Linked DNA regions of Homo sapiens: regions 1, 2, 4, 5, 6 and 7 are each linked to region 3. The links are chromatin loops, found by intact Hi-C in ENCODE. Cell type or tissue: K562. All regions are shown on one strand.

Region 1 (4,000 bases), 530 kb after region 3:
ATAAGTAATTATAATACTCAATAATACATGCTAGGAAGTACTTAAAAAGGGGTATAGGAGAATGGTAAGATTTTGTTTTGTTTTAGAGATAAGGTCTTGCTCTGTCACCCAGGCTGGAATGCAATGTCATGATCATAGCTCACTGTGGCCTCAAACTCCTAAGCTCAAGTGATCCTTCCATCTAAGCCTTGAAGGTAGTTGGGACTACAGATGCGCACCACCATGCCTAGCTGATTTTATTTTTTTAAAAATTTTTGGTAGAGATGATGGGGGGGTCTCACTATGTTGCCCAGGCTGGTCTTAAACTCCTGGCCTCAAGTGATCCTCTTGCCTTGGCCTCCCAAAGTGCTGGGATTACAGTGCAAGCTACTGCGCCTGGCCTAACAACAGCTGGATTTTAATTAAAATCTTTTCCAAGTAGGAATGAGTAACCAATAGGAAAAAACACTCAAATAAGTGGTACTGAATGGTATAATTCTCAGTATACACTAGTATTAATACTTACAAACTTCCCATTCGACTACAGCTATCCCAAAGCTCTCCAATCTCAACATCACAAATCTGTAAGAATCCTCAGCCAAATTATTTCACCAGGGCAAAGCAATTTCTTTATTAAAGAGGCTTTTAAAATTCTCTACACTGACTGATTTCTCAAGAAGATGCGAAAGAATAGTCATTCAGGCCCATCTCAAATAGACAAATATCTCTAGAATTTCCAGTTTCATATGACTAGTGGCATCTAGTTTTTAAAAATCAACATACTGCAGACTGACTCATTGAGACTGTTACCATTCTGAACTGAAACTTTTTAGTAATTAAAAAATTGCTGTTCACTTTGGGAGGCCGAGGTGGGCGGATCACCTGAGGTTGGGGGTTCGAGACCAGCCTGACTAACATGGAGAAACCCCGTCTCTACTAAAAATACAAAGTTAGCCGGGCTTGGTGGTACATGCCTGTAATCCCAGCTACTTGGGAGGCTGAGGCAGGAGAATCGCTTGAACTTGGGAGGCGGAGTTTGCGGTGAGCTAAGATTGTACCATTGCACTCCAGCCCAGGAAACAAGAGTGAAAATCCATCTCAAAAAAAAAAAATTGCTGTTATACATCCTATTACCAATCATCTCAAACATACACTTCCATCTGATATAATTAGGTAAGCTTCATGCCATGGTTATTTCAAAATACAATTTCTAAAGGCAAAATAAAATACAATTGGCCCACCATTTGTGGGTTCTGCACCTGTGGATTCAACCAACTGAGGATAGAAAATATTCAAGAAAGAAAATGTCTGTACTCCACATGTACAGACTTTTTTCCTTGTCATTATTCCCTAAACGATGTAGTATAACAACTATTTACATAGCATTTACAATGTATTAGGTATTATAAGTAATCTACAGATGATTTAAAGTATACAGAAAGTTGGGAGGCTGAGGTGGGTGGATCACCTGAAGTCAGGAGTTTGAGACCAGCCTGGCCAATGTGGTGAAACCCCATCTCTACTAAAAACACAAAAATTAGCCAGGCGTGGTGGTGAGCACCTGTAATCCCAGCTACTCGGGAGGCTGAGGCAGAAGAATCACTTGAATCCAGGAGGTGGAGGTTACAGTGAGGCAAGATCACGCCACTGCACTCCAGCCTGGGCAACCAGAGTGAAACTCGGATGTGCATAGGGTATATGCAAATACTACACCATTTTATATAACAGACTTGAGCATTCATGGATTTTGGTATCCATGAGGAACCCTGGAACAAATCCCCCATGAATACTGAGGAACGACTTTACATATTTATGACTAAACAACGTTTTCGGTTTCTTTACTTGCCTTCCCTTTTTAACTCTTGAGAGTGTATATTTTTAGTAGAAACTGGTGGAAAGATCTGAGAAGCTGAACATTGGACTTAAATTCCTTCTTTGACAAACATATGTAAAGTTTCTTGGGACACTTTTAGTTAACAACTTAGGGAAAAATGGCTTGTGAACTGTATCTTCTCCCCTTTTCCACCCAAGAGTCATAGGATTTTGGAATATTCTTGTTTTCTACAACTCAGAAAAAAATCTCCCCATGGTTTCCTTCTTTTTAATGTTGAAGGACACCTAAATTTTGAATTACGCTGGCAGCTTTAAATGTATGCTGGCCAACCTGGTAAATTTTATTGGGCTGCTAGTGCCTCTCTGTGGCCAGTGACTACAATTACAGCTCAGTTTATTGCCAGTGAGAAGCATTTGAAAGATTGCTTCAGATGTACAAATAGTGGCTTTGGAAGCTGCAGAGGCCAGGCATGGTGGCATTCACCTGTAATCCCAGCTACTCAGGAGGCCGAAGCAGGAGGATCACTTGAGCCCAGGAGTTCTAGACCGGCCTGGACAACATAGTGAGACCTCCATCTCTATTAAGAAAAAAAAAAAAAAGCTGCAAAGAACCTAGGGGAATGAGATTAGAACTGACCCAAAGCTGTGGGGACCTGGGCTACACCGGGGAGGGTAGATAGCTAAGCAGGGACTGGATTTTGATTGAAAGGAGAAAGGGGTGTGCATGCTGGGTAGATATCAAACATGATCACTACACATATTGTAATTGTTTCTGTGTTGCCTCCCACACTAGAATATGAGCTCCATGATGGCAGAGACATCTTGCCAGGCACTCAACAACAAAGGTTGCTGAATGATTGAGCAATAAAGGAATAAATGGGATTCATTCATAGAAATTACACATTAGTTGATAGCTGCTATTCTATTACCCTTATTAGAGGCTTAAGATGGAAAATGCTTTGAGTAAATTTTTTTTTTTTTTTTTTTTTGAGATGGAGTCTTGCTCTGTTGCCCAAGCTGGAGTGCAGTAGTGCGAACTCGGCTCACTGCAACCTCTACCTCCCGGTTCAAACGATTCTCCTGCCTCAGCCTTCCGAGTAGCTGGGATTACAGGCACCCACCACCACGCCTGGCTTATTTTTTGTATTTTTAGTAGAGATGGGGCTTCACCATGTTGGCCAGGCTGGTCTCAAACTTCTGACCTCGTGTCATCCACTTGCCTGGGCCTCCCACAGTGCTGGGATTACAGACATGAGCCACCACACCCGGCTGCTTTGAGTAAATTTTATTTAACAATGCTCCATATGCCCAGGAGTATTTCTCAAACCTCATTTTTAATACACAGTATTTTATAGGCTTAGCTCCATTCATTCCTTTGTTTCAGTTAACACATATTAATTGAGCACTACATTCCAGAAACTGGAGATACAAAAATGTGACAGACACAGTTCTAGCGCATAGCAGACAAAATCCCTGCTTTGCTGGCAAACCCCCAATTTCAGCTCCCTCCACTGTGGCAGCTGCAGGAATCGTGTTTTGTTTTGTTTTTCTTCAGGTTCGTTTATCTCTCCTGTTGTACTCCTGTTTTTCTACACTTTAGCTCCTAATACTCAACTTATTCTTTTTTGAAAGGATGCATATTATAGTATATTAACCCAAATTCCTTGAAATTTCTTGTACTTGTAGAAAAGTGATATAGAAACAGTGCATCTGTAAGTACTAGAATTTCTCCAAGTAGTTATAAAAGTGTTTTTGAATTCTCCTTTTGTCTCTGAGGAAAAATCTAATTAGAATAAGAATGTATTTTCTGTAACAGTTGCTAAAAGGAACCAATGTTCAATGGAGGATTAAAAGTGCCTTGGGGATACAAGATAATTCTACGTGGAGAAATGAAGCTGAGAAAATACTTAAATGACTATGTGAAAGACATGCATAGATAATACTGGCAAAGTTGGAAATAGTTTCTTCGAGCTTTTGAGTTTCTTATTCTTTTACTACTTGTTCAGCCCTACTCTCTGTTTGCCTCCATAACTTAATATAACCAGTGGATTTATAATTATGACGGGCTGTAAAAATATACACACTTCATTAGGCTAAAGTAGGGTTTCTTGACCTTGGCAACATTGACATTTTGGGCTGGGGCACTTGTTGTGGGGCACTGTCTTGTGCATTGTCAAATGTTTAAATG
Region 2 (4,000 bases), 420 kb after region 3:
TGGTTGATAACTACTAAATTGTATACGCCACCAAGTAGTGAAGATCTACAGTCTGAAAATCATTGAATTAAATCACAGCTAAACAACTACTGAAATAGGGAAAAAACGATAAAAGTTGTACTTAGAGAATACATTTTAATAAAAACTGTTTTCTGGTAACACAACACAACTCTAAAACAACAGTCTCCTTACTACACAGAACAATTATCCAACCAATTTTACTATTTTGAAAAAGGAAATACTTAATAGGAAACACAAATAATGGAAACTTTTAATAGTAAAATCAATCTACATTGATACATGCTTCATTATATAAAGTCCTAATAGCACAAATACTTAAAATATTTCCACAAATCAATGTTATTAAAAATCTATAACTTTATGGTTTAATTTTCAGGAAAAAATAAACTTTACTGATCATCAAAAGGTCATCTTTCTTTCCACCTTTAATTATTGCACTTACCTCAGCAGTTCGTCTTGCTTCTTTAATCATGGACTCTAATCCACCAAAAACACTATTTGTTGACTTGGAAGCCTCTCCATCAGATTCACTATCATCTGAATCATTTAGTGTTACAACCACTGATTTATGCTTTGGAAGCTGCAAAGACAATATATTTATTACTCGTGATAACAAAAGGATGTCATTTAACCTTGTTCAATTTCAATCCACAAAAATAATGGGCTCCAAGTAGACAGTCTATGGCTCCTTCTAGGGTTGTATTACATAATCCACTGAGTCGACCAATACTGGTTATATGACTGAGACATAAAATGTTGTATATTCTTTAAGACTTTCTATTCTATAATTACTCTCATTAAAATTTTATTTTCACTAACTTTCTATTATAAAGAACCACAATGCAATTTAAATTAACTCTTTTAAAACCAAAGAAAAATTTTGTTAATTTTACATAATAATTATCAAAATTCTGTACTTTGTGGTTACATATAGAGGGTAAATTGCCAAAACTGGCTTACCTAACAGGAAAGATTTCAACTTGTCTTTGTTCTATTTATTTTACTTTGAAGCCATTACAAAACAAGGTAGAAACAAACTATCATTTCAACCTCCTTAATAAACATCATAAATAATTTCTTCCATCATAGTGTAGTCATTGGTTGGAAAACATACACAAAGTATACAAAGAGATGGGAGAAATAAAAAACATGCAATTTGTTAAAATTTTGACTCCAAAAAGATAGAAAATCTGAATGAGCCCATTTCTATAGAAAAAAAGCTGAAGAAATGTCAGAGGAAAGTACACCACTCTGATGAAAACAATACCTCCCCCAACACACTATCACCAAACTCTTACCAGTTTTCAAGTGAAGGTGTTGCTCTCATTTTATCATTAATAAATTAAAAATAAATTTTAAAAATTTGTATTTATATGTGAATATATGTGTGTATATAAATAAACCAAGGGGTAGAAAACAGGACAGCTAAACTTCATAGAAATTTATCATAACTGTTTGAATAAAAGTAGCATTAAATTTTTGTTTTTACCGAGATCACAGTTCGTGGAAGACGGGGTCCTCTGTGAAACTTTGGATTCTGTATCCTAGGCTGAGACACTGTGTTAATACTGACTATTGATAGATTGCTTCTTGGCACAGGATGTGAATTGTTCAGAACTGGAGGTGAAGGTGGGTCACTATTACTGGATGTTTCCTACATAAGGAAGAGAAAGACATTAAACATTCCTAAATAAAAATAAATTTCTGCCACCTTTAAAAATCTTGAGCATGTTAGAATTATCCCCACTTTGCTGAAAAGCCCAATGATGCCCAAGTAACCAGAAAAAAGTAGGACTACCGTAAAGCTAAGCTCAAGAGCACCACCTAGAGGTTTAGGTACCTAAATTACCTCTGGCTTAAAAGCTCTTTTATTTGCTAGAGATTTAAGTAGTTCTTCTCGAAGCAGCATTTCTTCCTCCTCTTCCTCATCTGCAAAAGGTGGTTTTGGAGGCTGTTCTGGATCTTCAGGTGGGAGAGGTGGTAATGGTGGTAGAGGAGGTAGAGGTTCAAGAGAAACACACAAGCCTTCCACATAAGGCTGGCTCAAAGGTGGCAGAGACTATTTTTTAAAAAAAGAAAGAATTACAACGCAAATTTTATCAACTCAAATGCTTCTCTCTGCAGCAATATTAAACTAGAAAAAAATAAACTTTACATTATTATTTTAGCTGTAAATATAGTAAGCTAAGTATATGTTAACCTCAAAACAAACCAGAAATCAATAGCCAACCACGAAAAAGTGTTATTTTTACAATTTTAAAAAAAATCAACAATATTTGAAACATTTATTAACTTCAAGGAAAATTATAGAAACTTCTCTGTTCCAATTCTTATATCCATTTAGCATTCTAGAAGATATAGATATCAAACTATACAGGGTCCTTCCTTCTAGATGACTACCTGAAAGCAAGTAGAGGTACTGAAACCCAAGACATAATATTTCAGTAAAAAATAAAAATTAGAAACCAAGGGATTCTGTGAATAATAGTCCAGAGTACTTTAATCATTAATTAAGTATCAAGAAGAATCACCACTACTCTCTTAAAATGGCTTCTTAAAGAATATCTATAAAGGAAACTAATTTTACACAAATCCCTAAATTTGGATATGTATTTGCATCAAAGATCTTCCACTATTTCCCTTGGCATTTAGTTCATTTATTCATTCCCAAAAAGAAAACATTACAACGAAGAAAGTGCTGTTTTCTCTCTCACTATCGGCTCTAATATTCCCCTCACCATATATGTTCTAGAAAGACACTAGACGTCTTTCCTGAAACGGAAAAGTTCCCTCTTACACCTACTGAGAGATACTCAATTTGATCTCTAGGTCCTCTCAATCTAAAAATAATGTCAAAACTTTTAATGTGTGATTCCTCTACTTCCTTTTTTTCCTTTTCCTTTTATTGTTTTTATTTTTTTGTTTTATTTTTAGTGGGAGGACTGGAGATGGGGGGGAAAAGAAATTAACTTCATAGAAAATGCTTTTCTTTTGCTGGATTTTCAAGTTAAAAATAACCATTTTTATGAAAAGAGGAGAAAGGAGAGTATTAATTTTTAGAAGCATCCTAATGCATGTAAATTCCAATTCCCTAAAAAAGAGACAGTCCAAAACAGTAGATAACTTCTGTTTTTGAATAAATTTTCTGAGTAGCTACTATCTGAGAGTAAAGTGAAGAAGGAAACATGATAGGTACCGAAAAGTCAACATGAAATTAAAAATTAGCTATGAAAAAAATCTACCAAATGGATAGCTTGCTGGTATAATCAACTGTTTATTCTACGTATTTCATTGCTATTAATTCTTGGTAAGCAATTCTGATTTTTTAAGCCCTCTTCAAACCTAACCATTCGTTTTTAAAAACAAATTAGAAAAGACAAGACAAAATAATTTTCTTAGAAATCAATTCTGACTTACAGAAACCTGAGGTGGTGGAGGCAAAGAAAGAGATGGTGCTGGAGAAAAATACCCCAATGAACATTCAGAGAAAAATGGCGGTTGCACTGGTGAAGGAGCTGTAAAAAAATTTTTTGTTAAGAGTTTAATAACAGAAATACTTCATCAGGAATATATTAAGTTTATGTTATGTTTGAAGAAATACATCTAGGTGGAGTGCAAATTAGATTTTATCAACCTCTGATAAAATCTTTAAACCCCTCATGAGTCCACCTCCAGCCATTTAAAATTGTCATATCATCATAAAGTCAGCCATTCACTTTAAACTAATAATTAGTCCCTCAAAACTCTCACTTTGTTCCACTTTTAACCTAATGATGAGAACAGGGAATAAAGCAGGAAAAGACAGAAACATACTTTAAAAAAACAAACAAAAAAAAACACAAGCATATTTTTTAAGAAATAATGAAACAAAAAATTCCCTTAAATTCTGCCAAAGTGCCCTAGCCAAAGGAAAACAATGATGTGGTGACTTCATTATTCCCTTCTTGTGGAGCAAAAGAAAGTTGAGGACATGGACCAT
Region 3 (4,000 bases):
TTTTTAGCATGACTGTATTATTACTTAGTTGAATATTTTTCTCATTTGGTAATGAATTATGAGTGTGATATTCATTAGGTCCCAAATAGTGCTCTTCTTATCCACTAAAAGAGCTACATAAAAAATACAAAAGTTGTAGCACTATTCACAATAGCCAAGATATGGAATCAGCCTAAGTGCTCATTAACAGATAAACAGATAAAGAAAATGTGGTATATATACACAATGGAATATTATTTCACCATAAAAAGAATGAAATACAGTCATTTGCAACAACATTAATGGAACTGGAAGACATTATGTTAAGTGAAATAAGCCAAAGACACAAAGGCAAATGGCATATGTTCTTACTCATATGTGGGAGCCAAAAAATAGGCTGGGAAGAATAGTGGAGAGGAAGGGATAAAGAGAGGTTGCTTAATGGGTACAAAAATACAGTTAGAAAGAAGGAATATGATCTAGTATTTGGTAGCACAAACACTTAGGGCGACTTTAGCTGACAATAGTTCATTGTATATTTCAAAATAACTAGAAGAGTAGAATTGGAATGTTCCCAACACAAAGTAATGATAAGTGTTTGAGGTGATGGGTATCCCGACTACCCATATTTGATGATTATACATTGTATGCTTGCATCAAAGTGTCACATATGTTTCAAAACATGTACAACTATAATGTGTCCATACAAATTAAAAATAAATTAGTTAAAAATGTAAAGGCAGATTTTCTTACTAAAATTCAAAAACTGCCTTTATATAAATTACAGAAGAAAATAAATTTTAAATAGGGTGATAAATCCCAAATAATTTATATTTAGTTTGTGAATGTTCAAAGCACACACACACACACACACACACACACACACACACAGAGATGTTCTAATTCAGATATGAGCCCTCTCTGAGTCCAATTTCTCTATCCACCACAAACTTTACACTTTCTTCTGTTAGCCTACTTATATATGCATACAACTAGTTGACCTGTAGAGGCCTGGAGCTGTGGACTCATCAACACCAGGTGCCCACCAAATCACATAATGCCTGCATATCTCTAATATATTAGAGGAAGGAGAACTAAGTAGATAAAAGCTCAGGTATCCATAAAATGTAATATCTAAACTAGGACAATGTTGAAAATGAAGAAAGCCATAATGATTACAGTGGGACAATAGAAGGAAACTGGGGCTATACTGGGCAAATTGAGACATTAGAGTCACCCTGTTAAAAGTCTGTGCTGAGTTCTGAGGTCACACTCTGCTAGTAGTTACAGAGAAACAGCTGAAGGCTTTTCAGTAGTGTTGTTAAATGACCAGAACTTCAGGAAGCTTAGCATAGAAGTGGGTTATGGCTCGATTGGAGCAGAGAGAGACTGAGGCTAGGAAAGCCCATGAACATTTTTATGACACCAGTGAAGACATAAGGAAAGGCCAAGCCACGATGGCAGCAATAAAAAGAGAAAACCTATATGAGACATTATCTAAAATCACAGTTAAAGCAGTTAAAGAAGATATACAAGTTGTGACACTGGTCCAAGTAGTTATAAACTTTTGAACACATCTCAAGGGACTTGATAGGTAAAGGTCAGGCATGGTAGAGCAATTGCCAGCAGGAGAAACCAAGGTGAGATCAGATTCCAGGGCCAAAGCTGTTTGCTTCATACTCATTTTTTTCATACTTCCTGTTCATCTGAGTGCCAGGATCACAGGTGTGTGCTTCACTCCACGGAGAACTCCACGGGGGGTAGTAAACATCCCCATTCTGTTTACTACCATGGAAGGCATAGGTAAGCCAAGAGGTTCTGTCACTAGTGGGGTAATAAAATGCCACCAACAATTGCTCCAGACACCACTTGGTGGCACCAGTACCCTGAAATGATTGAATGCAACCTGCTTATCTTGTTCTTCCATGGGAAATTCATATAAACCTTCAGCCAACCCTCAAGTTCAGTTTTTTCCAGGATTATTTGAGTTTGTCGGAACTGTCACATCCTCCTTTATTGTTATCCATGGAGATTCTGGTAGAAGATGAGAATGTCTTTATTTTAATGATCTCTTATTATTTCAAGTATTCCTTTGAATGTACACACACAGAATTTTGCATAAATATGACCATTTCTTACTGGATTTTGCCTATATTAGATTCTTCCCTTTTTGTTTAGCTTCCTCACCTACCATCACCACAATTCCCCCAACCCCTTCCAGAAAACCCACCTTAACAACCTGGTATGTATCTGTTCATATTTTTTCCATCATATAACCTTATACAAATGGATAGATAGACTATAGAGAGACAAATGAATACATACAAAAGTTGTTTTGGTCATTGATTCATAATGTAGACTCACATGTTCTTCTATACATGTTACTTTTCTATCTCAACAATACCAGGTGGTAATTCTTCAAAGTCAACTGGTATTGCTCCATTTTGCTCTTTTGAGTGGCTATATTATATTCTATGGTATAAATATGCCTTAATTTATTCACCAACAGTCCCTATTGAAGGGCATTCACTTGGTTTTACTTTTGCCACATTAAATAATGCTGCTGTTGTCTATATCCTTATGCACTGGTACGGACATAAGTATATATTTTTTTAATTTATGAAATGTTGCCAAATTTACTTTCAAAAAGCTGCTTAAAATTCCCATTTCCCCAGCAACGTATGAAAGTACTCCTTCCCTCACATCTTCACTTGCTATGTACAGTTTTGCTTTTTACTTTTTCTCAGCTTGATGGGTGTAAAATGATAACTTATTATTATTTACTTTTTGTTTTTCTGACTGTTTGTGATTTTTTTTTAGCATCTTTTCAGGTTGTTGGGCTATTTTGATTTGATTCTTCACAGCATTTGCCCAAAGCAGAGATTTTTTTAAAAGACCTCTACTTAATAAAGAAGCTAGAAGAATATTGCTAAAATATATTTTAGAAAGTAGAAAATATGATTTATTATAGTCACTAATATCCATATGAAATATCTAACACACACTAAAAGCATTGGAATGCCAGAAAATAATCTTGTAAGTACTATTTAATTTGAAATGTCTCCTCTGAAGACAGAATGTGCCTATTTTTCTCTTCATAAGGAATTGTCTCTTTCATAGTGTTTTACTTCTGATCGGACAATGTACTTTGCTGTGTATGCTTAAGTAGGATTAGGTATTAAATAGAACCAGTTCCATTTATTTGATTGCCATTCCAAATACTTGCTTTAAAAAAGAAAGAAAGAACAAAAAATCAGTAGGGAAAGAAATTGTATTTTTAAGCTTCTAAGAAGATTTTATAAACAATAGAGCCCAGAGAACAAAAAAAAAAAAGCCATAAAATGACTTGACAGTGTCCTTTTAAGTGAACATATGTGAGTTTTATGCATCCATATGTGTTCACATATGCCCTACATATGCACAGCCAGCTGCTAGCCGGCCAGATTGTTCAGTGTGTATGTTTACTGGAAAACAAGCCCAAAGTGTTTGGTCTCTTTGTTAGAGAAACAGCTCATAATTTCAAGTATACAAATGTCAGTTGTTTCTCATTTCTTTTTCTTCCAAGCCAAATGAGCTGTTGATGCTCAATTTGGCAAGAATCTAACTGAGGCTGACTATCAGCCAGCCACAGGAACCCAGCCCTGAAAGTTTGAGAAATTTTTACAAGAATAAGAAGCTTTTTCCTAATGGCTCCCTAAACCATAGAAAGTTTCCTTAGAGCCTCAGCCAGTTCTCTCCCACTCAATATCCCAAAGTATAACCGCTAACATTGTTTGGATACTAATGGATTAAGTTAGGGTGTGAAATGGGAATATTAAGTCCTCCCATACTTTGGCCAAATACTCTTTAGAAACCCTCTTAACAGAGAAGAGCCCGAGGGTGTAGAGATTTTATTTGTGATAGCAACCTGAGCTATGAGCCCTAACATCTCTCCTTTTATTTCATCTTTTATGACTGTCCCACAGCTTAAAATGATGAAGTAACATTTGGACCAATTTCCAATTGAAGATTAAGCCTTTAG
Region 4 (4,000 bases), 330 kb after region 3:
GGTGGATATGAACTCTAAAACACTGCATTTAGAAGGAGTATCATTTATTGAGAGCTTCTTATATGAAGAAACTGTTTAGTAGAGAGATGTGTTAATGCTTCACTCAGGACATCTGAAGGTCTATGCTGTTGAGCATTAAATCTGGGAATATTAGTATTTAGAGTGTTCGATCTCTGAAGAATTCTCCTGTCTTACTCATTTCATTTCAGATAGCAAATTGGTATAAGATAATAGTGTGGAGGCCAGATTATATCCTTTTTTCTGGGGGGAAAAGAAACGTGATTCATAAAAGATATTTGTCCAGAGAAATGGCTATATTAACGTTGGGAACTGATACCTGGGTCACTTCAAGATACAGCAGAAACTTTGGTAGGAACATAAAATACCAAAGAAGACAATCCTATGACTTCATGCTGAAAGAGCCTTTTCCATAAATGCATCCCAGTGTTTGCAATGAACTTTTTTGTCATTTTCAAGACTTTTATTTTTTTATTTTTTTTTTATTTTCTGTTGGCCAGGCTGGAATACAGTGGCAAGATCTCGGCTCACTGCAACCTCCACCTCCTGGGTTCAAGCAATTCTCGTGCCTCAGCCTCCCAAGTAGCTGGGATTACAGGCATGCACCACCACACCCACCTAATTTTTGTATTTTTGGTAGAGATGGGGTTTCACCGTGTTGGCTGGGCTGGTCTTGATCTCCTGACCTCTGTCTCCCTAAGTTCTGGGATTACAGGCATGAACCACTGCGCGCAGCCCAAGACTTTTAGAAACCACTCATACTTTCTTTTTTTTTTTTTTTTTAAGACAGAGTCTCACTCTGTTGGCCAGGCTGGAGTGCAGTGGCATGATCTCGGCTCACTGCAGCGTCTGCCTCCTGGGTTCAAGCGATTCTCCTGCCTCAGCCTCCCAAGTAGCTGGGACTACAGATGTGCATCACCACACCCAGCTAATTTTTTTTGTATTTTTTATAGAAATGGGGTTTCTCCATGTTGGCCAGGCTGGTCTGGAACTCCTGACCTCAGGTGATCTGCCCCCCTCAGCTTTTCAAAGTGCTGGGATTACAGGTGTGAGCCAACGGGCCCAGCCACCACTCATACTTTCAATGCATAAACGACTGGCAATGATCAGTCAACATATCAACAAAAACATAGAAGCTCATATTATTAAGTCTCTATCCTTTAATCAGTGCAATAGTTAAGGAGAGTTTACATGTGTGCTTTACTTCTAGTCAAACAAAAGCAATCACCTCTTTATCTCCTGATGAAATTATACCTTATTTGAGCATAAGCCAGGCACATTGTTGCTAGAGAAAGGAAAGAGAGATGGTGTTGAATTTTCTAAACATTTGTGGCTCCATTTGTTGACAAAACCTTAAGATGTTTGAAAGCTGTGTTTCTGTTGCTGACAATGATAGTTGTTCTATTGGAAATTTAATCGTAAATGGGGTATGACACCCAACTCTTAAAATTTGCTCCAAGTGACGTTATCTCAGCTATTATCAAAATGTGGCCCAAGGAGGGCCTTTGAGGCATCGCTTGTTCCTTCCCATTCAGTCTGTAGAAGCAGGAATCAGAAGATGATTGAAGTGGCATAGTGGCCAAAAGTGAGGAAGCTGCTTTCTATAGAAATGAGCTTCCTCCCAACAAAGAATTTCATTTCTAAATTGTTTAATTTTGGTTTGCAGGAGATTATTTTGTGATCCTGGTGTGCTTCCTGCATCTGTTTAGTCTTAAATGCTTCCAAAAACATTTTTCAAAATCCACTTCTGATTTTCTACTCCTTCCTAATACGTGGACCACTAAAATACAACTCTTCTTTTTTTTAATCCTACCTTTGAAAATGCAAATGTGTGCGTCTTAAAAGCAGATTGGGAAAAAAAACAAGTGAGAGCTGTTGGAAGCATAGTTTGAGTGATGTTGGTTCTAGTATTCATGCATCTTACAGAACATTGCAAACGATGTGAGTTTTGTCACTTCCATACGAAAAGTTAGGACCTTTAAATTATAGCCACTGTTTATGTTGGACTGGGGCAAAATAAATGTATTGCACTCCCTCTGCTGGCTTTTAGGTGGCAACAGCTCATTAACCAGACTTATTTTTAGATGTATTTCCCCATTTTAAAACAGATAAAAATGGAGTGTGGGAAAAGGAAGCAAAAGCTGGAAAGTTGTTAATTTTATTATTCATTTAAAATGTCAGAAAAACAAACATCTGCTTCATACAAATGGTTAGGATAAGCAAGAAAGCCAGCAGTTTTCAGGCCTTTCAGTGTTGTCCTAAGAAAAAGGATAGGGCCCCTTCTCTGTTTTCCCTGAGGCATGTCTCTAACAGTCTTTAAAAATGTACTCAGTTCCAGTGAGAACACGTGGACACAGAGAGGGGAACATCATACATGGGGGCCTGTCGGCAGGTGGGGGGCAAGGGGAGGGAGAGCATTAGGACAAATACCTAATGCATGTGGGGCTTAAAACCTAGATGATGTGTTGATAGGTGCAACAAACCACCATGGCACATGTATACCTATGTAACAAACCTGCATGTTCTGCACGTGTATCCCAGAACTTAAAGTAAAATAAAAAAATTAAAAATTAAAAAAAAATTACTCGGCCAGGTGCGGTGGCTCACACCTGTAATCCCAGTACTTTGGGAGGCCGAGGTGGGCAGATCGCATGAGGTCAGGAGTTCGAGACCAACCTGGCCAACATGGTGAAACCCTGTCTCTACTAAAAATGTAAAAATTAGCCAGGTGTGGTGGCAGACGCCTGTAATCCCAGCTACTCGAGAGGCTGAAGCAGGAAAATCGCTTGAACCCGGGAGGTGGAGGTTGCAGTGAGCCGAGATCGCGCCATTGCACTCCAGCCTGGGCGACAAGAGCGAGAGACTTCGTCTCAAAAAAAAAAAAAAAATTACGCAGTTCCTTCAAATACTGAAATGAAATAATCTTTTCCCAGAGCTTACTGAACAGCTTATTAGACTAGTATGTTTAGTATGTTCAAAACAGTCAGGGAAAGCAAAAACATTCCTTTGGCTTAGGGTGGGAGGAGGAAAAGGATATCTCTATGCTAGTGTCAGAAAGAAACTAAAAGATCATCACACTGAAACTCCATACCTCAGGGGAGGCCACTTCCATCCATGAGAGAACATTACCTACAAGCCTGGAAGAGAATTATAGCACCATGGAATTTTAGAGCCAGAGGACCTAGGAAGCAACAGTCTACACATGAATGAGAAGGAGAGATCATCTGGAGAGGAAAATGCTCCAGATGTCAGGGCTCTCGGGGACCCCAGGCCCTGTTCCACTCTTGTTCATCATGCATGGGGAGGGTTTTCCTGCAAAGTTGACCTTCTGCTTGGGCTTTGCTCTCTTTTCCATTCTTGCTTTCTTTCTTCCACAGGCGTCTGGATGCTAACCACATCAGCTATGTGCCCCCAAGCTGTTTCAGTGGCCTGCATTCCCTGAGGCACCTGTGGCTGGATGACAATGCGTTAACAGAAATCCCCGTCCAGGCTTTTAGAAGTTTATCGGCATTGCAAGCCATGACCTTGGCCCTGAACAAAATACACCACATACCAGACTATGCCTTTGGAAACCTCTCCAGCTTGGTAGTTCTGTAAGTTTTATTGATTTTGCTCTCTTTTAACAGTTTCTAATGTCACTGGAAGACCTTGGCCTTAAAATGCTGGCTCTTCAAAGCTCAAATGGGGACATTTTAAGGGAGGAAAACCTCCTGAGCCCCTCCCCAAAATGACTTATAAATGCTCCAATTGTGTAAATGACTTAAACAATACTTATCAATTACCTGCTAGATGCCAAGCACAGCAGGGCATACAAAGATAATGAAATATGACCTGTGCCTTAGAGAAGCCCCTTGCATGTTGCACAAGGAGTCACCGCACTGTACAGTTAGTACAGTAACCTAAGTTAAACATTCCTTATTTTAAAAAATAATTGATAATTCAGGTCAAATTGAAAGATGCTCTTCTTATTATCTAATAAGAA
Region 5 (4,000 bases), 150 kb after region 3:
GAGTGCAGTGGCATGATCTCGACTCACTGCAACCTCCACCTCCCAGGTTCAAGCGATTCTCCTGCCTCAGCCTCCTGAGTAGCTGGGACTACAGGCTTGCATCACCATGTCCAGCTAATTTTTTTGTATTTTTAGTACAGATGGGGTTTCACCATATTGGCCAGGCTGGTCTTGATCTCCTGACCTCATGATCCACCCACCTGGACCTCCCAAAGTGCTGGAATTACAGGTGTGAGCCAACGCACCTGGCCATATATAGTTTTTAAAGTTACCTGTAAAACAGCCTCAGGCAGGTCCTTCAGGAGGCATTCCAGGAGAAAGCCTATGTTTTCCTAGGAGATGACAACTCCATGCCTGTTACTGTCTCTGAAGATCTTCCAGTGGGACAAGATGTGGAGGTGGAAGACAGTGAAATTGATTATCCAGACCCCATGTAGGCCTTAGCTAATGTGTGTGTTTGTGTCTTCATTTTTCACACAAAAAAGTTTTAAAAGTAGAAAATTTTAAAAAAAATTTTAGTGGAAAAATACTTATAGAATAAGTATGTGAAAGAAAATATTTTTGTTCAACTGTCCAATGTGTTTGTCTTTTAAGCTATTTTATTATGAAATAGTCAAAATTTTTTTAAAATTAAGTTTATAAAGTAGAAAAGTTATAGTAAGCTAAGATTAATTTATTATTTAAGAAAAAATATTTACAAATTTAGTGTATTCTAAGTGTACAGTGTTTATGAAGTCTACAGTAGTGTACAGTAATGCCCTAGGCCCTCTCATTCACTTACCACTCACTCATAGACTCACCCAGAGCAACTTCCAGTCCTACAAGCTCCATTCATGGTAAGTGCCCTATACAGATGTACCATTTTTTACCTTTTATACCTGGTTTTTACTGTATCATGTCTATGTTTAGATATGTGTAGCTCATAAATAATTACTACTGTGTTACAATTGCCTATGGTATTTAGTACAGTAACATGCTGTATTGGTTTGTAGACTAGGAGCAACAGGTTATACCATATAGCCTAGGTGTGTAGTAGGCTGTGCCATCTAGGATTGACTCTCTGATGTTTGCAAAATGACAAAATCACCTAATAACACATTTCTCAGAACATGTCTCTATAGTTAAACAACATATGACTGTATTTTCATTTAAAATAGTCACTCAAATTTGAAATGGCTATGCTTATTGTCTCCAGATCTCTCTCTCTCTTTCTATATATATATATGTGTGTGTGTGTGTGTGTGTATGTGTGTGTGTGTGTGTGTATGTGTGTGTGTGTATATATATATATATGAAAGAGTTAGAAACACTACTAAGAAAAAATAAATAAAAAGCACAAACTTTTAAAAGTCTGCATACAGTTGTTGTGAAAATAAATGGGATAATATGTTTAGAGAGTGCTTAGCATGATGTCTGGTGGGTTATAAATGACCAATAAGTGGTAGGGATTTTTATTAAGAAAATGCCATAGATCTAAATATTTTTAAAAAATCAAAGTACTCCTAACCACAAATTTACTACTTCTTAAAATATTTTCATAATATTTTAACCAATGAAAATTGTAAATTTTAACTATTTCACATAGATAGCAAAGTAACAATACTTTTCCCTCTTATTTTTATACACAAAAACATAACAAAATGTTTGTTAAAGATTAGTTATTGCTTATATTTATAAAGTAACTATTTTTAAGTTTATCATTGGTATACTGATTAACCAGCTTTGAAATGCAACAGCAAATAATCCTGACTTGGCTTAAAGAATAGTTTCCAGAGATTACAAAAACATCTTCATACTGCCTTTTTCTGTTATCCAAGGCTATGGATACTCTGAAAATTCTGGTGAAGAAAGTAATGTTCTGGACATATTCATAAGCAACCTTATTTTTATAATGTAATCATTAGAATCATAAGAATTATGGTGACCACACACACCCATCAAAACCATAGTGGTTTGTGGGCTGTCTAAAACACTCTTGAAGAGAAGAGAGCAAGATTCTGTTGCATTTGTGACCTCTAGAGGCCAACGGGAAGTGATATATTTTATTCACTCAACAGTGCCTCCAAAGACAATCCTCAAGAGTTTAAGATTTATAGGCATTAAAAAATTGAGCAAATGCAAGAGAAGAGAAGCTCCATTTTAGGTGGATATGTTATCTTGAACTAACAACCACAAACCGCAAATTGAAGTTTTAAATAATAATTTGAAAAAGTCTCAGACACTTGGAGAACCTTCATGGAAAATGAAAACCTCCCCTACTTCACAGTGCAGCTGTCCAGATTAATTACTTATTGTAAGTAATCATCATATTGAAGATGAACACAGCATAATGCACTCACTGGACCCTGGAGTCAAAATTAAATTCCAATGTTTGCTTGTTTGGTATTCTGCAAAAATCATTAACCCCTCTGAGCCTCAATGCTCTCATTTGGAAATTAGGTAGGTATAATTAACCTACATTACAGTGTTGTTTGTAGATTAAATTAGATAACATATATTCTGGATGTATCTTGAAAACTGCCAAGTATTAAACCAGTGACACAAATTTCATTATGATTATGACACCATTTGTTCATAAGTTTCATTTTATCACTAAATGATATGATTTTTTCACCAGAGCAATAAAATCAAAACAAAATATTAGTCTACTAAAGTCTTACTTAAGTTTAAAAAAAAGGCTTGAAGTAGAGGTTCTTCACTCCCTTTCTGTGTGCTATTGCATAACAGCCCTAATAACACTAGGCAGAATCAAACATCAACAGTGAAGAGTTAGCGGCCCAATTAAAATTACCGCCTTTTTTCTTAAAGATGCCAATTACGGTGTAACCTCTGAAATGTTAGGGAATTTTTTGACTTCTCAACGTGTTCAGAAATGGTATCCACCAACCTTTCCATACATGACCACTGTGTTTAAGAGCTGTCTTCAAGGATCAAACTTTCCAAACTAGCTCCTTTTACAGTGGGAGTGAAGTCTGTGTTACTGCATATTGGCACATTCACATAGCCCATCTATCACATAAGAAAGGTCTAATAAAATATGGCTAAAGTATTGCTGCAAAACTCCCTTTTCCCTTCTTTATTCCAATAATGCAGAAGTCTAATAATGGATTAATGGATGCCTCTAAGAACTGAGAATGTTCTTCCATCCCATAGAGCATCATAGGATGTATGGTGCTTGACCATTACAATTGTATTGTCTCTAACCAAAATGCCAATCCCAAACCCATATTTTCAGCTCACTCTCTCTCATGCCTCACAATAATTTTTGTTAAATCTTCACGACTCACCTCAAACATGCTCCACTAAAACCTCTTCTGTTATTCTCAACAACTAACCCTACTTTTAAAAGTCAGTGCCTTAAAACAACTCTCTAAACTTCCCACTATCTACTTATCAGTACATTTGTAGCTGCAACCATAACTTCATTATTCCCTCCTGCCTCACTGAATTAGGTTATCTTCCACCTCAATTGAAACTTCCACACCATGTCCTATGTCCTGACATCTACCTATGTTTCAGTCATAATTATGTTAAACTGCAAGTGAAAGAAAACACAAAATGGTAGTGGCTTAAACAGGATAGAAATTTGTTTCTTTTTTGCAAAAATTAGGATTCTACATAATTAAATCAGGGCTAGTATGATGACTCTACAACGATCAGAGGTATGACTTCTTCTGACTTGGGTCTCCACTAATCTGAACATATGGCTTCTACCCCATGGTTTAAGATTACTACTGAAGTTACAGCCAACATGTGTGCATTCCAGTCCACACAAATGCATCTACGTTCTTCCCATTGACTAGAATCTAATCCCAAGGCCTAGCTAGCTGCAGGGGAGACAAAATAATGCATTCTCTGTTACAGAAAATGGTAAGCCCAGCTAAATATTAAGAGAAGTGGTGAGTGGAAGAATGAATATTAGTGAACAAGTAACAGTCTCTACCACAGTCCTCTCCTGCTTCCTCATGTTCTTCTTTCTGTTCACATTTCCTCTTCCCTC
Region 6 (4,000 bases), 180 kb after region 3:
CTTGCAAAGTCATTAATAAGAGGTCATAAATAGGTATAATCGAAGGTTTGGGCTTCTCTTAAAAAAAAAAAGAGAGACTTAAGAATTAAGTTATAATAATATCCCATTTAATGCCTGAATTTAAATGAAAAAGGGATCTACTGCAGGCCAGGTGTAGTTGCTCACACCTGTGATCCCAGCACTTTGGGAGGCCAAAGCAGGTGGATCACTTGAGCACAGGAGTTCGAGACCAGCCTGGGCAACATAGTGAGAACCTGTCTCTACAAAAATTAATGGGGCATGGTGCCATGAGCCTGTAGTCTCAGCTACTCAGGAGACTGAGGTGGGAGGATCGCTTGAGCCCGGGAGGCAGAGGTTGCTATGAGCCAAAATCATGCCACTGCACTCCAGCCTGGGTGACAGAGTGAGACTCTGTCTCAAGATTTAAAATAAATAAATAAATAGTAAAAACTACTGCAATAGGTTTCTGTAGATGTTATAAATTATAAATATATTAAAAACTGTGGTATTATTATCACAAGTTATCTCAATTATTTCATAGATACCATTCTTCAAGAACTCTATATACGAAACTATGATTTCAAAAATGTTTAACAATAGGAGCTTAAAATTAGATAAATTATTTTAAAAACTAAGGTTAGTACTAGTATAAATACCTGAAACCCTCAGGGAACCACACATCTCGATGAACTGGAAGGCACCACCAAGAGTTTTATGGTCACTCTGTCTTTCACTACTACCCTATTAATATGACAAGTATATTTGTGAACCTAGAAATGGACTTAAGTCTATTATTTGGAAAAAACTTTGTGTTTCTGATTTGTCTAGTTTAATTACAACTACAAATATTAATCAACTTCATCACTGGGTGGCATTGTAAGTACCCATATATGTTGGAGACTTCATTGAAAAAAAAGAGAGAGAGAGAGAGAAAGATCTGCTTTTAGAAAGTGTACCGACTTGGCCAGGCACGGTGGCTCATGCCTATAATCTCAGCACTTTGGGAGGCCAAGGCGGGAGGATTGCATAAGCCCAGGAGTTTGACCCATAGTGAGAAACATAGTGAGACCCTGTCTCTACAAAAAATATTTTTTTTTTAATTAGCCGGGCATGGTGGCATGCACCTGTAGTCCCAGCTACTTAGGGAGCTGAGGTGGGAGGATGACCTGAGCCAGAGAGGTCAAGGCTGCAGTGAGCTGTGATCATGCCACTGCACTCCAGTCTGGATGACAGAGCAAGACCCTGTACCCTCACCCAAAAAAATGTTTATCAGGTGATATCAACATGGACAAGCCTAGACTTACAAAAAACATTAGCCAATCCTAGAATTTTTTTCTAATAGTTAAATGATTATGATAACTCAAGAGCAGGATCATAGGAATATTGCATAAAAATAATAATTTAATTAAATTTAATTTAAACATAGGTGTTTACCTGAAACAGATGTGCCAATGGAGAGCTGAGTACATTTAGCATAAGTAGAAAGTATAATACCTAGCCTATATTACTTACAGAATTTGGAAGATAGCTCCAACGTGGGAGCCACTCTGAGACAAAGCTAGAACCCCCAAATGGCCACGAGGAGCTTATGACGCAGACTTTCAGCAGTAGCCAGAGGACCCTCTTTTCTGAGGCATAAAACATGGTACTGACTGAAGAGCTAAGGCTAGTGAAGGCAGTCGCTGTGTCCTAAAAGATGTTGTCTACAAAGTGTCCTCTAGTGGTCAAAGGCTATCACTGCATGTTAAAAATAGCAACCTTTCTCTTGTAAGACCATGAATCAGCTCTCACCGGTACTGGGTAGTTAATCTGGTGATTATTATTTTTCAAGTATATAAATGGTTTCCCACTTATCTTGATATCAGGAGACAAAGAAAACAAGGTCATTAAAAGTGTCCTGATTTAGTGGCCAAAAAAGGCGGTAGAGCCTAGCAATTAAAAGCGTGATTAGGAGTTAGGCAGCCTATGTAAATAAAACCTTGCTGTACTTCTTACTCGCTTCGTGACCGAAAAAATGAATTAAACTTTTTGCTTGTCAGTTAACACATCTGTAAAGTGGAGATAACTTTATTACCTCATAGGATAAGCTTCATAATAATCCTATAAGGTAATAAATATTAATCAAATCTGGAGCCACCTTAACTCAGAATCTTTTTTTATGTTATAATAAATTATCCTCACTTTTAAAGCTGCTTTCCATGTGTGTTTTCTACTATTATTTTCAGCCATTGCCATCCTACAAATACACTGACTATTATAAATAAATATTTTAGATTAGAATGTGCAGTCTTACTACAGGCTAGAGTTTAGTGTACTAAGGATTATTCTATTATATAGATTATCTAAGCCACTAACTAGGTAGATGAGAAAACCAAGGCCCTTAGAGTTTCGATGTCCTATCCCAGGTCACACAGTTAATAGAGTTGGGATTGTCTGAAACTCAGTAGGCCTAACTCCCAGTCCAATGCTCATTTATCATATGATTTATTTCACTTTTCTTCCCAATCCATAAAAGTCACCACAGATCACACTCCAGTGCAGAGGGAACCAAGAAACCAACTGCTTCTTCAACATAGTTTCCAGACATGGCAACAATTAACCACTTTTTGTAGGCAGTTAATGGATTAACACAACCGCTAAGATTATAATGAAAAGATACTGGAAGAACCACTGTGAAAGCAAAACATCGGCGAGTTCACATCTTACTGAAACATCAGTAATTAGACATTGATATGTGAAAAAATGTAGGCAAATGATGAAACCGGGTTAATGTACTTACTCCATAGCCAACCCATCAGACTACCTTCACCCACTTCCTGCTTTCAGTCCAGCCCTGATAAGAGTTATTTGGCTGTCATTCTGCCTTCCCTCCAGTTTACCTCCTGCCATCTCTTCTTAAATCTGTAGATATGTAATTTAATGGCATCACTATTGGCCCAATGGCTTAGACCCAAAACCTGTAGTCTCTTTAGATGTCTTTCATATTCCATACCCAAACCATTAGCAAATTCTGAATTTACCTTCAAAATACATTCCAAATCCCATCACTTCTCACCAACTACACAGCTACTACTTTGATCCTTTTCTTCATAAACCTTCACTTTGCTAACTACTACAACTGCCTCATAACAAATACTTTGCTTCCACTCGTCTGTTATAGCCCAAAAAATGCTACATTTAATTATTTCTGTGTTTAAAGCCTCCAGTGGCTTTTTATCACATTCAAAATAAAATCCAAACCTGTTACCTTAGTTTACAAGCCCATCTTAATATGATCCTTGGCTCTACTTTCCAACTGCATGTCCTGTTCATCCCACTCTACACTGCCCTCCTTGCTGCTACTTGAAAAAGCCATGCTTTTTCCCAATTTAGGGGTTTTTGTCTATGCAGTTTCCTCTGCTGAACAGATTTCTCCTCCCAGTATTCCAATAAGTGGCTCTATCGCTTCAGTCAGGTCTCTGCTCAACTGTCTGTCACCTGTCAAAGAAGCAGTCTCTATTTCATCTACATTAGAACACCTATCATTCTATCCCTTCATCCTGCATATTTTTTCTTAAAGCATTTATTATTACCTTACATTATATTACACATTTGTTAACTTTTTATTATTTGTATCTTGCACTAGAAGATAAGCTTTGTGGTGGCACAAACTTGTTTTGTTTACTGATGTTTCCCCAGCTCCTAAAACAGTGCAGAGCACACATTAAGTACTCATAAGTTATAGTCAGAGAAATGAATTAATGCCTCCATATTTCACCTCTTAACTTCTGAGCATTGCCCACTGTTTTCCAGTTTGAAAACATAATCCATGCACTAATTAACTATTCTTAGATGCCGCATCACAATTTGTGGTTCTCCCTCTTTCACTTCAAGTACTGAAAGATACAGATCAATTGCTGGATGTTAAAGTGATCTAATGGTAGAAACTGTCTCTCAGCTATTTATAACCAGGCTACAATGCCTGAAATTCTATAGCAAGCCTCTATAAAATTTCTTCAGC
Region 7 (4,000 bases), 350 kb after region 3:
TCCCAACTGAATCCAGGCTCCTTTACCACAGGAACATCTTATCATTCTTCTTCAAACCCCCAGCATCTAGTATAATGCCAAGTCCAAAGTAGTTACCCAATGACAGCTTTTTAATGAATCAATCTTTAAATCCTCACATACCTACCCTCATACTTTAAACGTGGTAGACATTAGTGAATATTTGTTGAGTTTAATTGGACTAGAAGAATGACTCAGCTAAAAAGTATATGGCACTCCATTGACCAGGCAGTTCAAATACCACTACATTGAAAACATCTGTAAAACAAAATATTTTTTAATCTCTAATAATGTCTCACCTTTTAAAACAATAATTAATTCAAGAAAATTCTAATTTTAGACATATGCCAGAATAGCTCATTTCCTCTCCAATAATCTGATGAGTCTCTTGTGTATGTTATGGTGACCAGCAGATATAATAACCTTCAGTTGATATCGATAGATAGACTTCGTCTTTCATTAAGTAATGATCTGATTGCCAGTACTTTGAATTACCTTTTTGCCACTCAATGGATATTCTACAGATGTTGGAGGGAGAGGAAACTGTTAAGTATTCAATTTACTTGCTTTTCTCCTTAGTAACTATCACTCATATCTCCCTTGTTGTCAGAAATCTTCAATTTTATATAGTACAGATTCCTTACCAAAAATCTCATACTGCGAGTCAAAACACTTTTGAGGCTTGCCTGAAACCAAGGAATTGGGAATGTTATGTAATACAGTATAATTAAAATTACATAAGTACATTTACTGTATTTGTTCAAATTTTGAACAGATATTCATCTTTCAAATTTTATACTAAGATATTAATTGCTGTTTGGGTTTCTTTTAGACATTTCTATGACAATCCCATCCAGTTTGTTGGGAGATCTGCTTTTCAACATTTACCTGAACTAAGAACACTGTAAGTTTCTATGTCTCTTATGGATCACTTTCCCTCTACAGGGTTGCTGTGAAAAACCAAATGAATATTATAGGTTGAAGTGCTTTGAAAATGGCAATAAAAATTACCCCTGTCTAGAATCTTCTACCAGTAATACTTATATACTCCTCTTTCTAGGACTCTGAATGGTGCCTCACAAATAACTGAATTTCCTGATTTAACTGGAACTGCAAACCTGGAGAGTCTGTAAGTACTGAGTAGACTCTTGACTTTGCCCAGAACATACACTGCCATTAGAGCTTGATCAGTCTTAACATCAGTGAGTCAAAATATGTCACTGTGTGATGCCTGAATGAAAGAATTATGTCTGGTTTGTGTTTTAACAGGACTTTAACTGGAGCACAGATCTCATCTCTTCCTCAAACCGTCTGCAATCAGTTACCTAATCTCCAAGTGCTGTGCGTATCAGTAAGGCAATAATGTTGTGTAAACAGGCAACTTCCATTTAGGGGTGAAATGGCAGACATGATTTCAATAATCTCTTTAAAAGAGGAGAAAGTTTTTCCTTTCAGGTCTGCAGGAGGTCAAGCCTCCTTTGCCCTCTTTGGTCCAGGCTCTCTGACATGATCCTGGTAACAAATGGTAATGTACCCTTTGTTTTCTAAGTCCCAAACAAGCTCCCACTAGACTTTCAGTTGGCACATGTTTTCTTTCAGAAAAGATATGAAGAGGCCAAAATCACTTTATTTCCCCCTCTAAAGGCTTTGCAGAGCAGAACAAAATAACATAATGGATCAACCACCCAATATGGATGCCAAAATCAAAAACTGAGATCTCAGATCCACACAATCCTTGATAAAGGTGATCAAACATCCTTCCAGTATAGTTGTCAATGCCATGTTCTAATGTTTCCTGTAATGGTTAAACAGCTTGCATATGTTATTTCTATTGACTTGGGACTTTTTTCCTCTGCCTTTCCCATGTGTTATGAAAAAAAGTAGTTTACATGGATTCAAGGAGACTTGTTTTGACCTTCCATTTTTCAGCCTTCTCCCTCAACTTCCACTCAACACAATCATTGTCCTCTCAAGCATGTTGGGACTTAATAAAAGGACTCTTAATCTTTTGCCATGGCTCTGCACTCACATAGAAGGCACCTGTGGCAATTGAGCGCCTGCAATTTCACTATAAGCTTTACTTAGCAGCACTCAGAATGTTAAGTAGATAAACGGGAATGGCTGCCTCTGTGATTCTGCCTTTCCCCAGCCCCAGCCTGCCGTGTCACTTCAGACTCCAGTTGCTCAATGATATGTGGGTGCAGTGACACCACATGGTAGCCTTGGAGTCAGTGATTCACATCTGAAGAAAGGGAGTATAGAGCAAATCTTTCTTTGCCCTACCCCATCCCACCCCATGAAGTGCAGCTACAGATAAGAAAGCAGTATTAGAGAATTTAATTTGTTAAAATCACAAAGCAAGAAAGAAGCGAGTTTGAATTCAAATACAATCAATTTGATTGAATAACTGGGAGAAAGTGTGTGTATATCAGGTGGTAGAAATTTGGGGGGCCATGTTAGAATTCTGCCTACCACACCCAGAACAGGTATAATCATCCCCATTTCTCCAGAAAACTGGCGCAGTTATATGATTAGGATTTTACATACTGGAGCTAGTAAGTAAGGAACCAGTGTTTAAACTGCATCTCTCTCTGCTATGTCACACAATGAGTGGTAACCACTCAGGTCTAGAACTGCATGAATGGAGGCTCACTGGCAAAATGACTTTAAAAGCAAAGGCTGTGGAGCCAACTTTTCTGGTTCAAATCCAAGCTCTCTATATGCCAGCACAGGATCTTGAGCACATTATTATTCCTCCTGGAGCTCAGTTTCCCAGTCTATAAAAGGAGATGTAGCCACTTCCTTCAGAGGGTTCTCATGAGGACTGATTAAATGACTACATGTCAAACAGTTACAGCAGCACCTGGGACACTGTAACTCTCAGTCAGTGTTAACTTTTATCATCTTTCTCACTTCCCTGGAACCATTATTCTTTCCTTGAGTTGGAACTTGAAAAGCCGGGAGGAATACACATAACATTCATAGTAGATCTTGCCATTTTCAAAGCATTTTCACCTATAATATTCATTTGTTCTTCCCAATGACCCTGCAAAATGGTGTCTTCTCATTTAGGAGAACTGAGAAAGATACCAATGCTTAGCTAGTGTATCAACCAAGTAGAATTAGCTGAAGTTGAGACTAGAACCCCAGAGCCTCACCCCTAGTACAAGGTGCTTTATGTTCTCCTGGGGGTATAGATCTGAGAGCTCTCCCCTTTGGCTAACTCATCCACTGAGTACTTGTTACATGAGGAAATTTCACTGTACATGACTAGTTTTGCGTCATGTGCATGGGAATTATTTAGCCCATTCTGTAGGTTATGTGTAACTTTCCCCACTTACTAGCTGGTCAGCTTAGGCAAGTCATTTCATATTGTATGGGTAGAATTATGGTGTCTCCCTCATAAGGTAGCCACAGGAATTAAACCAGATAATTCAAGTAAAGCTATAAACATGGTACCTTTATATAAGAAGTGCTTGGCAATGGGCAAAGGATTCCCTGTTTAATAAATGGTGCTGAGAGAACTGGCTAGCCATATGCAGAAAATTGAAACTGGATCCCTTCCTTACACCTTATACAAAAATTAACTCAAGATGGATTAAGACTTAAATGTAAAACTTAAAATATAAAAACCCTAGAAGAAAATCTAGTCAATGTCATTCAGGACATAGGCATGGGCCAAGATTTTATGATGAAATCGCCTAAAGCAATTGCAACAAAAGCAAAAATTGACAAATGGGATCTAATTAAACTAAAGAGCTTCTGCACAGCAAATGAAACTATCATCAGAGCGAACAGACAACCTACAGAATAGGAGAAAATTTTTGCAATCTATCCATCTGCCAAGGGGCTAATATCCAGAATCTACAAGGAACTTAAGCAAATTTACAAGAAAAAAACAACCCCATTAAAACGTGGGCAAAGGATATGAACAGACACTTCTCAAAAAAAAAGACATACATGCAGCCAACAAACAGATGAA

The links. A loop is a pair of places that touch in the nucleus more often than their neighbours do. Peaks named below come from ENCODE experiments on the same cell type or tissue, not always from the same donor. Only the 100,000 strongest peaks of a DNase experiment are listed, where the experiment ranks them.
Region 1: it touches region 3 in a loop (5-fold over the local background); 22 of 110 quality-filtered maps call a loop at or near these places.
Region 2: it touches region 3 in a loop (2.9-fold over the local background); 7 of 110 quality-filtered maps call a loop at or near these places.
Region 4: it touches region 3 in a loop (18-fold over the local background); 10 of 110 quality-filtered maps call a loop at or near these places.
Region 5: it touches region 3 in a loop (11-fold over the local background); 6 of 110 quality-filtered maps call a loop at or near these places.
Region 6: a loop joins it to region 3, with 9 times the contacts of the local background. A loop is called at or near these places in 26 of 110 quality-filtered maps.
Region 7: a loop joins it to region 3, with 4 times the contacts of the local background. A loop is called at or near these places in 10 of 110 quality-filtered maps.

The regions. Positions count from the first base shown.
Region 1 is chr12:71,744,999-71,748,998 of GRCh38, forward strand. No RefSeq gene overlaps it. Among named protein-coding and RNA genes, the nearest start is that of RAB21, 7.9 kb to the right of the region's middle. RefSeq lists a silencer at 2,867-3,076. In K562, a CTCF peak has its summit at 2,182; a DNase peak (open chromatin) is centred at 2,173.
Region 2 is chr12:71,634,980-71,638,979 of GRCh38, forward strand. ZFC3H1 (zinc finger C3H1-type containing) reads right to left here. Exons shown (of 35, transcript NM_144982.5): 7 at 3,439-3,536; 8 at 1,871-2,080; 9 at 1,511-1,675; 10 at 464-601. Among named protein-coding and RNA genes, the nearest start is that of ZFC3H1, 27 kb to the right of the region's middle. In K562, a CTCF peak has its summit at 1,841 (motif pointing left); a DNase peak (open chromatin) is centred at 1,832.
Region 3 is chr12:71,215,329-71,219,328 of GRCh38, forward strand. It overlaps LOC105369831 (a long non-coding RNA gene), which reads left to right and starts at 1,506. Exons shown (of 3, transcript XR_945081.2): 1 at 1,506-1,782. In K562, a CTCF peak has its summit at 1,850 (motif pointing right); a DNase peak (open chromatin) is centred at 1,853.
Region 4 is chr12:71,549,678-71,553,677 of GRCh38, forward strand. LGR5 (leucine rich repeat containing G protein-coupled receptor 5) reads left to right here. Exons shown (of 18, transcript NM_003667.4): 5 at 3,396-3,611. The region is part of intron 2 of LOC105369833 (a long non-coding RNA gene); the gene reads right to left. Among named protein-coding and RNA genes, the nearest start is that of LGR5, 110 kb to the left of the region's middle. In K562, a CTCF peak has its summit at 2,062 (motif pointing left); no DNase peak of the experiment used is centred here.
Region 5 is chr12:71,369,325-71,373,324 of GRCh38, forward strand. No RefSeq gene overlaps it. Among named protein-coding and RNA genes, the nearest start is that of LGR5, 68 kb to the right of the region's middle. In K562, a CTCF peak has its summit at 2,017 (motif pointing left); no DNase peak of the experiment used is centred here.
Region 6 is chr12:71,391,017-71,395,016 of GRCh38, forward strand. No RefSeq gene overlaps it. Among named protein-coding and RNA genes, the nearest start is that of LGR5, 47 kb to the right of the region's middle. RefSeq lists a silencer at 1,533-1,827. In K562, a CTCF peak has its summit at 1,729 (motif pointing left); a DNase peak (open chromatin) is centred at 1,725.
Region 7 is chr12:71,565,554-71,569,553 of GRCh38, forward strand. LGR5 (leucine rich repeat containing G protein-coupled receptor 5) reads left to right here. Exons shown (of 18, transcript NM_003667.4): 9 at 851-922; 10 at 1,079-1,147; 11 at 1,288-1,359. All of the region lies in intron 2 of LOC105369833 (a long non-coding RNA gene), which reads right to left. Among named protein-coding and RNA genes, the nearest start is that of ZFC3H1, 96 kb to the right of the region's middle. In K562, a CTCF peak has its summit at 2,216; a DNase peak (open chromatin) is centred at 2,218.